Linked DNA regions of Mus musculus: region 2 is linked to region 1. Evidence: chromatin loops called from intact Hi-C (ENCODE). Cell type or tissue: heart. All regions are shown on one strand. Region 1 holds the start of Rnd3 (Rho family GTPase 3). Region 2 has its middle 41 kb from the start of Gm32360.

Evidence for each region. Peaks named below come from ENCODE experiments on the same cell type or tissue, not always from the same donor. Only the 100,000 strongest peaks of a DNase experiment are listed, where the experiment ranks them.
Region 2: a loop joins it to region 1, with 2.6 times the contacts of the local background. A loop is called at or near these places in 1 of 42 quality-filtered maps.

Annotation. Positions count from the first base shown.
Region 1 is chr2:51,146,700-51,151,699 of GRCm38, forward strand. Rnd3 (Rho family GTPase 3) reads right to left here and starts at 2,412. Exons shown (of 5, transcript NM_028810.2): 1 at 2,026-2,412; 2 at 1,525-1,612. The coding sequence starts at 2,175. In heart, CTCF peaks have their summits at 1,053, 1,266 and 2,561; DNase peaks (open chromatin) are centred at 372, 1,132, 1,892 and 2,472; H3K4me3 peaks cover 2,682 bases; H3K27ac peaks cover 2,484 bases; H3K27me3 peaks cover 603 bases.
Region 2 is chr2:51,044,402-51,049,401 of GRCm38, forward strand. No RefSeq gene overlaps it. Among named protein-coding and RNA genes, the nearest start is that of Gm32360, 41 kb to the right of the region's middle. In heart, no CTCF peak of the experiment used is centred here; no DNase peak of the experiment used is centred here.

The sequences.
Region 1 (5,000 bases):
GCCTAATAAAATACTAGGCTATGTAATAATTCTTATGATCGAAAGTAGTAATAAACCCCTAGAATTCCATCAACACTTTCTCTATAGTTTCAAGATTGCGTATGCAATCTGGACAACAAAAACCACAAAAACGCCCTTGGCGCAGCTCAAGGAAGAACTTGACTCTCCGGAGGGAAACTGGATCCATCCTTCTCACTGCAGCAGTCTGAGCATCTGGCACCGACCGTGAGAGGCGCCGGTGCAAGACTTCCCTCTAGTCTTTCTTCTAGCCTTTGTGCTGAGGGTTGCCTCTGGAGATCTTGGGACTCTGGCCCCTTCCTCCCACAGTCTAATTCCCCAAGTCCCTCAGAGGTTCCAGCCCAGGGTGTGGGAAGCTCGCTGAAGCTCCACGAGGCCACTCCCAGTTGAGCACGGCTCCACCTCGGGCCACCCCGCCTGACAGCAACCCTGCGTGTTGGCGCTTGTGCGCTCCTCCTCGCCAGTTTCGCCCTAATCTGTCTGGCAGCCCAGTTCCCCACCAGCACCGGCTTTTCCCCTCCCAGATTGGTAGTTTCTGCTCCTCTGGAGAAGGTATGGTTTCTACTAACAGTAGGCGTTTCTCCCGACGAGCCTCTGGCCAGTCTTGATACCGGGGGTGTGTGGGGGTTGGGGGGTGCTCAGTCCTCACTGTCCCTTCCCCGAACTCAGCCGGGGCTGCCAGCCTTCCTGCCCGCGAAAATCTGCCCTCCCCACCACCTTGTGCCACGTTGGTGGGTGGGCGCATGGGAAGGCAACAACCCGGCCTTGAACCCTAGACCTCTGGACGGAACCCTCCAAGGCGCCAATAATTCAAGTAGACAGGAAGGTCAAAGGCGATCGGTGCTGCCTGCGGCTCTGCAGGCAGGCGAAGCCGAAGCAAAAGGGTAGGGGAGTGGTATGTTCGGAGAGCTGGCACAGAGTGATCCCTGGGCGGCCGCAGAAGCCGCTCTGCACCGGTGGCACAGAGGCTGCGGGGGCGGAGGCCCCGCGGTGGCCGCTGCCGGCACCACCAGCGCATTCCTGACAGTAGGCGTCACGGGCGCTGGCTCCGGCCATTCACCCATCTCCCTCAGCCTGGAACACCCCACGCAACCCGGAGGCTTTGGGGATCTTCTCCCAGCTCAGCCTGCGCCCCTGCCCCCAAACCAGATGGCTGGTGACACCCATGAGGGGCTTCCTCCGCGAGCGGGAGGGCTTCCACGCTGCTCTGTATGCTCCAGCACTGGGCCACCCTGGCGGCCCGCTCCGGCACGGCTCCAAGGAAGGACAACACAAGGCCATGCGGCCACCAGAGGCTCCTCCAGCAGGGTCACTCCGGACACCTAGCGTCCTCCTGTCCCCAAGACCACAATCACTCCCATTGCTGCCCCTGCCCAGAAAGGATAACATTTTCCGGCGGCTCGGGACCGGGAAGTCCCTCAAGGAGCCACATTAGCAGACAGGGCACCAGATCCCGAGCCCCCGGGCGCACCGGTTCAGACCGCCACGCGGTGTGCCGAGTCTTACCTGAAGTGTCCCACAGGCTCAACTCTATTCTTTGTGTGTCGATTTCAAAACTGGCAGTGTAATTCTCAAACACCGTAGGGACGTAATTCTGGACGAACGAAAGGGACAGAAGAGGAAGGTGGCAAAGAGATTATTAAAAACACGACCCGTAGATCGAACACTTGAAAAACCACCAAGCCCCCAATTAAAAAACCACCACCACCAACAACCTCACACTCCTTACACAGTAAACACGCAGCCCCCTCCCGAGAGCCCACCCAGGTCTCCCCACCCGGCCTCCCACACTGAAACCAGCAAGTTTCTGGGGCCAAGAGCCCAGGGTGCTGGCGGGTCCCAGCCAAGACCCTTCCAGGACACTTTCGCTTCCCGGCCGTGTGGCGGCAGAGACGGCTGGGCATGAGAAAGATTTTCAAGAAAATCAGTGAAGCAGGAGAAAGGCGCAGTCCTCCAGACCGGGGACCCCACCAGCCGCTCCCCTCAAGACGTGCGGGTCACACTCACTTCTGGGAAGCAGTCCTTGGCGAAGACGTGGAGCAGCGCGGTTTTCCCACACTGGCTGTCGCCCACTACTACTATCTTGCATTTCACGTTCTGATTAGGATCCATGATAGATTTACTGGATAATTTCTGGCTGGCTCTTCTCTCCTTCATTGATGTTGCCTTATTTTCTCTTGGAACAGGAATTTTCTCTTTAGAAGAAAAAATATATATATATATATACTTCTCTCTATAAAAAGCAGATATAAAAATAAATCGCAAGGCCGGCGGGAACCCCTTTAAGCACAGCGGAGTGGAGGAGGAGAGGCAGCGGCTCTTTACTCCTCTCCTACAAGTTTTCTGCCTGACTCCGCGCCTCTCTTCCCAAGTCCAATTCCGATCGGTCTGCTTTGTTTCACGCTCTCCGCGCCGCTTTATACGCCCAGCCTTCCAATCCGCTCCGCTTTCTCAATGAGAGAAGGAAACCGATCCGCCTCCTCCCCTTTTATGGAGCCTGGGAGCCAGCACGGCCGCCCCGTTGGCGGAAAGTGTAAGCAGCGCGCCCTCTAGGGTGGCGTGCAGGATGGCTTGCAGACCCAGGTTCTGGCATAACCTGAAGGTGCCAGGCAGGATTTGCAGATGGGTAGGTTGTTCAGGGCCAGGGTGAGGGGAAGCAGATAATCTGTGCACATGGATTTGCATTGGGATTCCTTTCAAATTGCTTTCCAAGGGGCTCGCCTCCAGAAGCCTCGTCATCATTTGTGAAAATAAAAAAAAAAATTCCCAATCAAATTAATAATACAGAAGTAAATCTTGGAAGGGAAAGGCTAAGTTTTTGTGTTCCCAAACCCATAAAATCATTATCTATCTATCTATCTATCTATCTATCTATCTATCTATCTATCTATCTATCTATCTATCTACCTACCTATCATCTATCTTCTATCTATCTATCTATCTATCTATCTATCTATCTATCTATCTATCTATCTATCTATGTATCTATCTATGTATCTATCTATCTATCTACATATATAGTACATAATAACATAGATGATTTATTTCAAACACTAGAACTCGTTTTCCTTGACCTTTGTAGAGGACTGGCTTTTTAAACTGTCAGATTCAGCTATTCCAGAGAAGGTAGGAGGCTTTGGGGAGTGACATGATAATGTGAATAGGTGCAGGGGCGAGAAAAAAGAGAGATGACAAAAACTATCAGAAACTTGGCCGCAACTGCCACTCTCTCTGTGACAGCTCTAGAACCAGGGGTCTAAGCACTCTTTGCTCCCTTCAGCTGTACCCTCCCTCCTTCACCTAAGAATCAAGGAGTTGGACTTAAAAAGCACACATGCTCATTGTGGAAAATTTAGGGACTCCCCTCCTCCACACACGTACTCCAGTCATTCCAAGTCTCCCTTTCAACAAGTCTTAGAAGAGACAGACAAGACTGTGTTTGTTCTCTTGTCTTCTGAGAACAGTGTCTTCATTGCCAGTCACCCCGACAGCCAGGAAGCGTCAGTTATTAAATTTGTAGTGAAGGTGTCTGGGAAGAAAGTTCAGCCTGTGAAGGGCTTGGTCAAGTGCGACTTGAATTTCACCACCAGCACCCATATAAGGAGGCACTCCTGAGACAGACCCAGAGGATCCGTGGGGCTTGCTAGCCAGCCAATCCAGTCAAATTGAGGAACTCAGGATTCAGTGAGAGGCCATGACTCAAAGATAATGTAGATAGAAATTGAGGAAGATAAACAACCTCTGGCTTCCACACATATACTAAACACATACATATAAGTACTTACACATACACACACAACCCTTTAAGGAAAGTATAGTGACTGAATATGTAGTGAATTACTAGAATCATGAAATCACAGGACCTAGAATGCTATCTTACTTCTTTCAGACTCGAGAACCTTGAAGTCGTCCCCTAAAGACAGTCCTGAATCTATCTTTGGGGATAGGTGTGTTTTACACAGGCTGACCATGGAAAGGGCAGAGCTGGCCGAGGTCATATGTCTGCATTTGCCAAAATTTGCTTGGCAGAGCTTTATTCGTTTGCCCCAATATCATCTCTTAAAGTCTTAGGTTGCACTGTCATGTCACAGAGGGAAAAGTATCCTATGTGAACTTCATAGAGTTTACCCTAGCATTTCCCTAGTCTTCCTAGTGCGGGAAATGCTCCTCAAGCTGTTTGTGTGGTCGAGGGAGATTGGGCAGAGCAGTGGGGGCTTTCAGACAAAGATGCATTTAGGCCATGAGCTTCACAGCTTCTGGCTAAGTGACACTGGAGTAGTCATTTCATCTCTGTAAGCCTTAGCTTTATCTTCTTTAAAATAGGTTTCATGAAGACATTGGTAAGAAGATGACAATGGCGCCTGCCTGTACTTGGTATTTCCCTGTAGCTCCCACTTGCTTGCCCAGAACCAAGTCTCATGTCTGGGTGAATCCTGGATTCATTAGTCGACTTACTAATAAGAAGTGGGCACATTTTTGTTCTCTCTCTCTCTCTCTCTCTCTCTCTCTCTCTCTCTCTCTCTCTCTCTCTCTCTCTCTTTCTCTTTTTTAACCTATGACACTTCCCCTTCCAGAGAGATGACTTGGCCTGCCACATTCCTGAATTGATATAGTTTATATGGTCAAAGTCACCTTACCTACAATTAATTATTAGTTATTTTGAGTTGACTTGTTAATGAACTGGACATCAGATAATTTATCATCTAAGCTATATCTGAGCACCAAATAAGACACCGCCAATGATCTGGCAGGCCTCCAGGCTTAAAGGAGTTTACTCCTTGCTAATAGTAGTATAGTCACTTCCCCAGGGATTGCTCTGGAATTATAGTGGATAGATATTTTTAGAAACCAGGTGACCTGAATCTCCAGAAATTTGCCAGCTGCTAAGTGAAATGTAATAGACATGTGACTGAGTAGCAAATCAACTTCCTGAAGCCACCAGCACTTCTAGGAAATGAATTCTTTCTTTTGTCTTTTGAATG
Region 2 (5,000 bases), 100 kb before region 1:
GAGAAATATAAAAGAGGCTGGGATTCTAAAGTCAGTAAGAGAACACGTGTCAAGCGTGTGCAGGACCTAGGCCCAAGCCCCAGGAAAGAAAACAATGAGAAGAGACCTGAGAGACTCATGGTCTTTTGTCACATGCAAGGACAGGGTGAAAAGATCCTGTTCATAATGCCAGCAGCAGGCTCTTGTCACCCACTGAATTAGCCTTGTTCTTAAACTTCCAGCCCAGAGAATTGTGAGTAAGTTTCTGTTATTCACGAGTCTCATAAGTTTGTGACAAATCTCTTAGAACAGCTCAAATGGACAAGGCAATAATTGGTTTAAAAAAAAACATACAAACTAATTTTAAAATATAAAACCAACCTGTAAAGAAAGACTTGAATAAAATACTAACAAAACCATACAAATCAAAGTTGTCTGTTTAGCCAGAAAACAAAGTCATTTCTCCCGTTCTCCTTTGCACAGCCTCCTGACACCCCTCGAGAATGTCCACTAGAAATCTATGTCAAGAGGTAGCGACTGGCCCCAGATGGCAGGAACTGTGTTGACCCAGAGCTGTTGGAGTGTAGAATCCTGTTAGGGTGGGCTGTTAAAGGAAGAAGTGACTCGAAAGCGTCCCACAGATTATGACATCATGGCTGTCCTTGTCTCCCTTTTGGTTTCATCAACTAGCATGCACTTAGGAGTCAGGAAGTCTCACGTTGAAAATGCTTTTAATTCCTGATCTCGTAACCTGTGAGTGACAAGGACCATACCCAAAAGCGCTTCTTTTGATGGAAAGAAAAGGTAGTGTCTGAGCACAGAGTGGATTCAGGAAAATTGCGGACACCCTTTACTGTGAACCGTCAGTGTGGGATTGAGCAACTGAGAACTATGCCACCCAGATGCAGGATTCAGCACAATTTCACATGGGGATGAAATAGAGATTTGGGGGATGAACAGGGCTTCCAGGTGCTTCTGGGGTCCAGTAGATTACAGTGAGTGTCACGGTTTGGGAAACTGAAATTTCAAGTTTTCACCTGCATTCCTGATCCTGGGGATACCCAGATCAAATGCAGCACCTAACCTTTTATTTTGCCATCACCAGAGTACCTCAAATTTAATTCAGTCTCACTTCAGTATTGCATTGTTTCTAGTTCTGTGTGCAATGTCAAGTATGGCACTGTTGTTCACCCTGTTCATAAAGCTAAGTCCTTTGCAAGAGGCCTAGATAATCACAGCCTAGAATGAACAACTGTCTTTGAGAGACTCTTGTACCCATGTTCAAATCGTACTTTGCAATTGTAATCCACCAGGGTGTGTGTGTGTGTGTGTGTGTGTGTGTGTGTGTGTGTGTGTGTGTGTGTGTACACATATGCATACACAGACATAAAGCAACAGGGCCAGGGACATTCTGCCCAGTGAATACAGCTGAACAAGTGCACAGATGCTACGTCCTGCTGAGTCTTCCCCAGTCTCAATGGCCCTGAGCCATTTTGTCTGCTTTGACTTGTTTTTACATCTGCTTCTTAGACCTGGCTTTAGTTATCCAAATCAATTTTGACAAAAAAAAAAAAAAAAAAAAAACCCTTTGGTAAATTTCTCCTTTCCTTACAACAGAATAATCAGGTCCCTCTTTTCCACTAATCTTCAACTATACTCTACTGAATTTTATTGGATTTTTAAAATTTTCTCCTCTCCAGCTTTAATTACATACCTTAGTTCAAACACCAATTATTCGGACAAGGACAATTGCTTGTTCCTACACCAGTCTTTGTCCACCTACAATTCCATAATAACCAGCATTTATATTCATATTTCATCCTTGTCTTAGCATTCATCCCCAGAGCTTAGCGACTCCCCTTTGCCTGTAGAATAATGTTTGAACTTCTATCATTCAAAGCTCTTAACATACTTTACTGTCCACTCCTTAGCTCTTGAGAACAGAAGACAGCTCGAAATTAATTTAGTCCCTGAATCTATCCCAAAGCCTGGTGTGGAGAAAGGCGGGTCAGTGTTTGAAGCGAACTAATGAATGAATGACTTGTGTGTTTCTCAGGAACTCTGTGTATTAAACACAACTAAGTCTTTCCCAGGATGCCTATAGAGACAGTAGTGTCTTTCTCTGTGTGCAGAAATTACACATAATGTGTACTTTGAGTGTATCTCTGGGCCACAGGCTTTGCCTCCTTGGCTGGCATGCACGTAACAGTATTATTTATAGGCACTTAGAGTCTGCCTTCCCTGCCCTATAAAGCATGAGCTCTCACGGAAGGTCCCCGTGTTCCTCATCTTTGCTCATGCACTTGTTATGCACGAGGCTGGAGCTTGCCTCCTAGACAGGAAATGTGTGTTATAAGAGTGGGTGAGAGTTCTGCTCAGCAAACACTTCTCTTCCCACCACTCAGGTATGAACAACTTCAGTAGGTCAGCATCGAGTATGATCTTTGTGGTCGTTTCTCTCTGCCAGATTAAAGATGACTGACACTTAACCCCACCCCTGAAAATGGTGACTCTGGGGACCTAGTGCTTGAGCACCAGAGACCTCTTTGACTTTTCATTCACTTCAGTCAAATCACTGGCCACAGAGCCCCCTAAGAAATGCAAATCACATCGAGGAAATCAAAAAAAGAGTCTCCAAACTACATCTGCTAATGAAGAGGGTCGGAGAGCTTGAAAATCTCAGTGATTTTCTCAAGTGGAGGCTTCTTAGAAATCCCTTGCCATTTCCATGAGGTCGGTGAAGGAGAGTGAAGTCTGGGAAGTCTGTCGTCTTGTTAATTCGGATTATGGCCATTTGCAGAGTGTTGCCTTAAAACTCACAGTGTGTAGACTTAGTTTTATGAGCTAAATCAATAACAATAAACTGACACCCTTTGGACAAGAGAGAAAGAGAGAGAGAGAGAGACAATAGGCAATGATTATTTTTCTGTCTTGTTTCCACATAACAACTTTGAAATGTTGAATGTGTCACTTTTCCTTCTTTCTTTCTTTCTTTCTTTCTTTCTTTCTTTCTTTCTTTCTTTCTTTCTTTCCCACCCCCTTTTACATAAATAAAACAATAGCTTTTTTTTTTAACACTTTCTTATTCATTGAGACGAGGCAGCATGAATCTTTCCAGCAAGAGGACTGAGCTCCAGTGGTTGTCACCATTTCCTCAAGTCCTTTCTTTCAGAGCCCTTCCTTGGGTCCTTCTGTTTTCACAAGGTGTCTCAGGCAGAGAAGCTGCACCATGGAGGCGAGAGAGGCGTGAATGCACACACAGCAGCCTTGGCGTGCCAAGTGGTGATACCTGCTCATCCATCATTCCATTTAGATGAATGAAAGATTACAACCCTATGAGGAAAGGCAGCCCAGCCACACAATGCTTTGTGCACAAAAGTAAATTGCTAGTTTCCTGTGATCTTTCTGACAAGTAAATTACTGTAGAAAATGGCATAGACGAGAACACAATGGCAAATATGCAGGGACTTGGTCCTTCAAAGGAGTCATTAGACCCGAGACACAAGCATTTCCAAAGAACCCAAGAGCCTCACCCTCTCTCAGTGGAATGAGAGGTTTGCCCCTCATATTTCCATGGTATACCTTGAAGAAAAATAACGTGTGATTGGTTCAGGTGAAAGATAAGATTCTTCAATAACCAAATGTTCTTTTTTTTCATGATCAAGAAGAAACTAAAGGGTATGTCAGTGGTAAAGACTCTTGTTTAGGGACTACCATCTCTATGATACATGGCCTGTCATGGCAGACCACAGGACAGAGTGTGTTCTGCATAAGAAAACAGCCTTTAGAAAAGGCCTCTATAGCTTAACTGTTTCCACTACCTGCATTATAGTTATTTGATAATAAAATGTAAAGTTTCCTTTGCTTCATAATGAAATGAGGGGGAAAATGCATCTCACTGGAATTCCTTTTCCTTTCTTTGCCTATTCAAAGCTGAAACTCTGAGACAGCCATCCTCTGAGAGCTCAAAGAGCCCTTGAGGCAGGAAAAAAAAAAACCCAAAAGATTTATCAGCTAAGTCTAAAAGAATAAGCAAAAACATGGAAGATAATAGCAGTAACAGATAAGTCACACATACTATAAATCTTTTGGCTTTCCATTCCCCTGAGAAGTAACTGAGGGTTGGCAGGCGTCATAACGTTGTTGTTAAAGAGGGATTTTAGGAATGTGTGGTGACATGAAATGACCTTCTCGGTACCTAAGACAGTATGCACTCTCTAATGCTGTCCCCAGAAGCCTGGCGCTATCCCTGGTGTATCTCACTAATAAAACAGAGGTGTTTGGGTATGGTTTGGTGGGCTTTCTTTTGTTTTGTTTTGTTTCATAAAAACTTACTTAAAGGCTTACTAAAAAAAAAAAAACAAACAAACAAAAAAACAAACAAACAAAAAACTTGTTGTAAGCCTGTAACGTCTCCAGTCAGAAGTTGATCCTAAGGCAGCTCAGTCAATCTGATGTGATCTCACAGGAATTTACACAGAGGCCAGACTTTACAGACAGCAGGTGGATCAGGATGGGTCAGGATGAGGTCTGATGTCCTCAGGGACCAGTAGGAGAGCACACGCCTGTATAGCACATGTCAAGAATGTTAGTATGACTTTATATTTAAAAACAATAAAACAGCCCTTGTCTTGTAGCATAAACGCTACACAAAGCTGAATTTAGCCAATGTGGCTGGTGAGTATAGATTAAAATCGCTAAGAAACACTGGAATAAAAGGCAAAGCTTTTTTCCAAAGCTGACAGCTTCAGTGTTGCCAAGTAACGGTGGTAATTCCTTCTTGTTCACACAACACTAATTCGGATTGCTGGCTGGTTGCTGCATTGGGTCCCCTTCCATAGCTGTGGAGGACAGACCCAAGAGGATAAAACCACAGACAGGTTTTTATTATTATTTTAAATACCAAAGATCTAACTCCTTTAAAATCTGAACAGCATGGTTTCATTTTAGTTCAACACACCTTTTGTCCCCTTACTGTGTAAATGAGCCTTAGTCCCCGCCCTTGAGGGCTTATAGCCTTG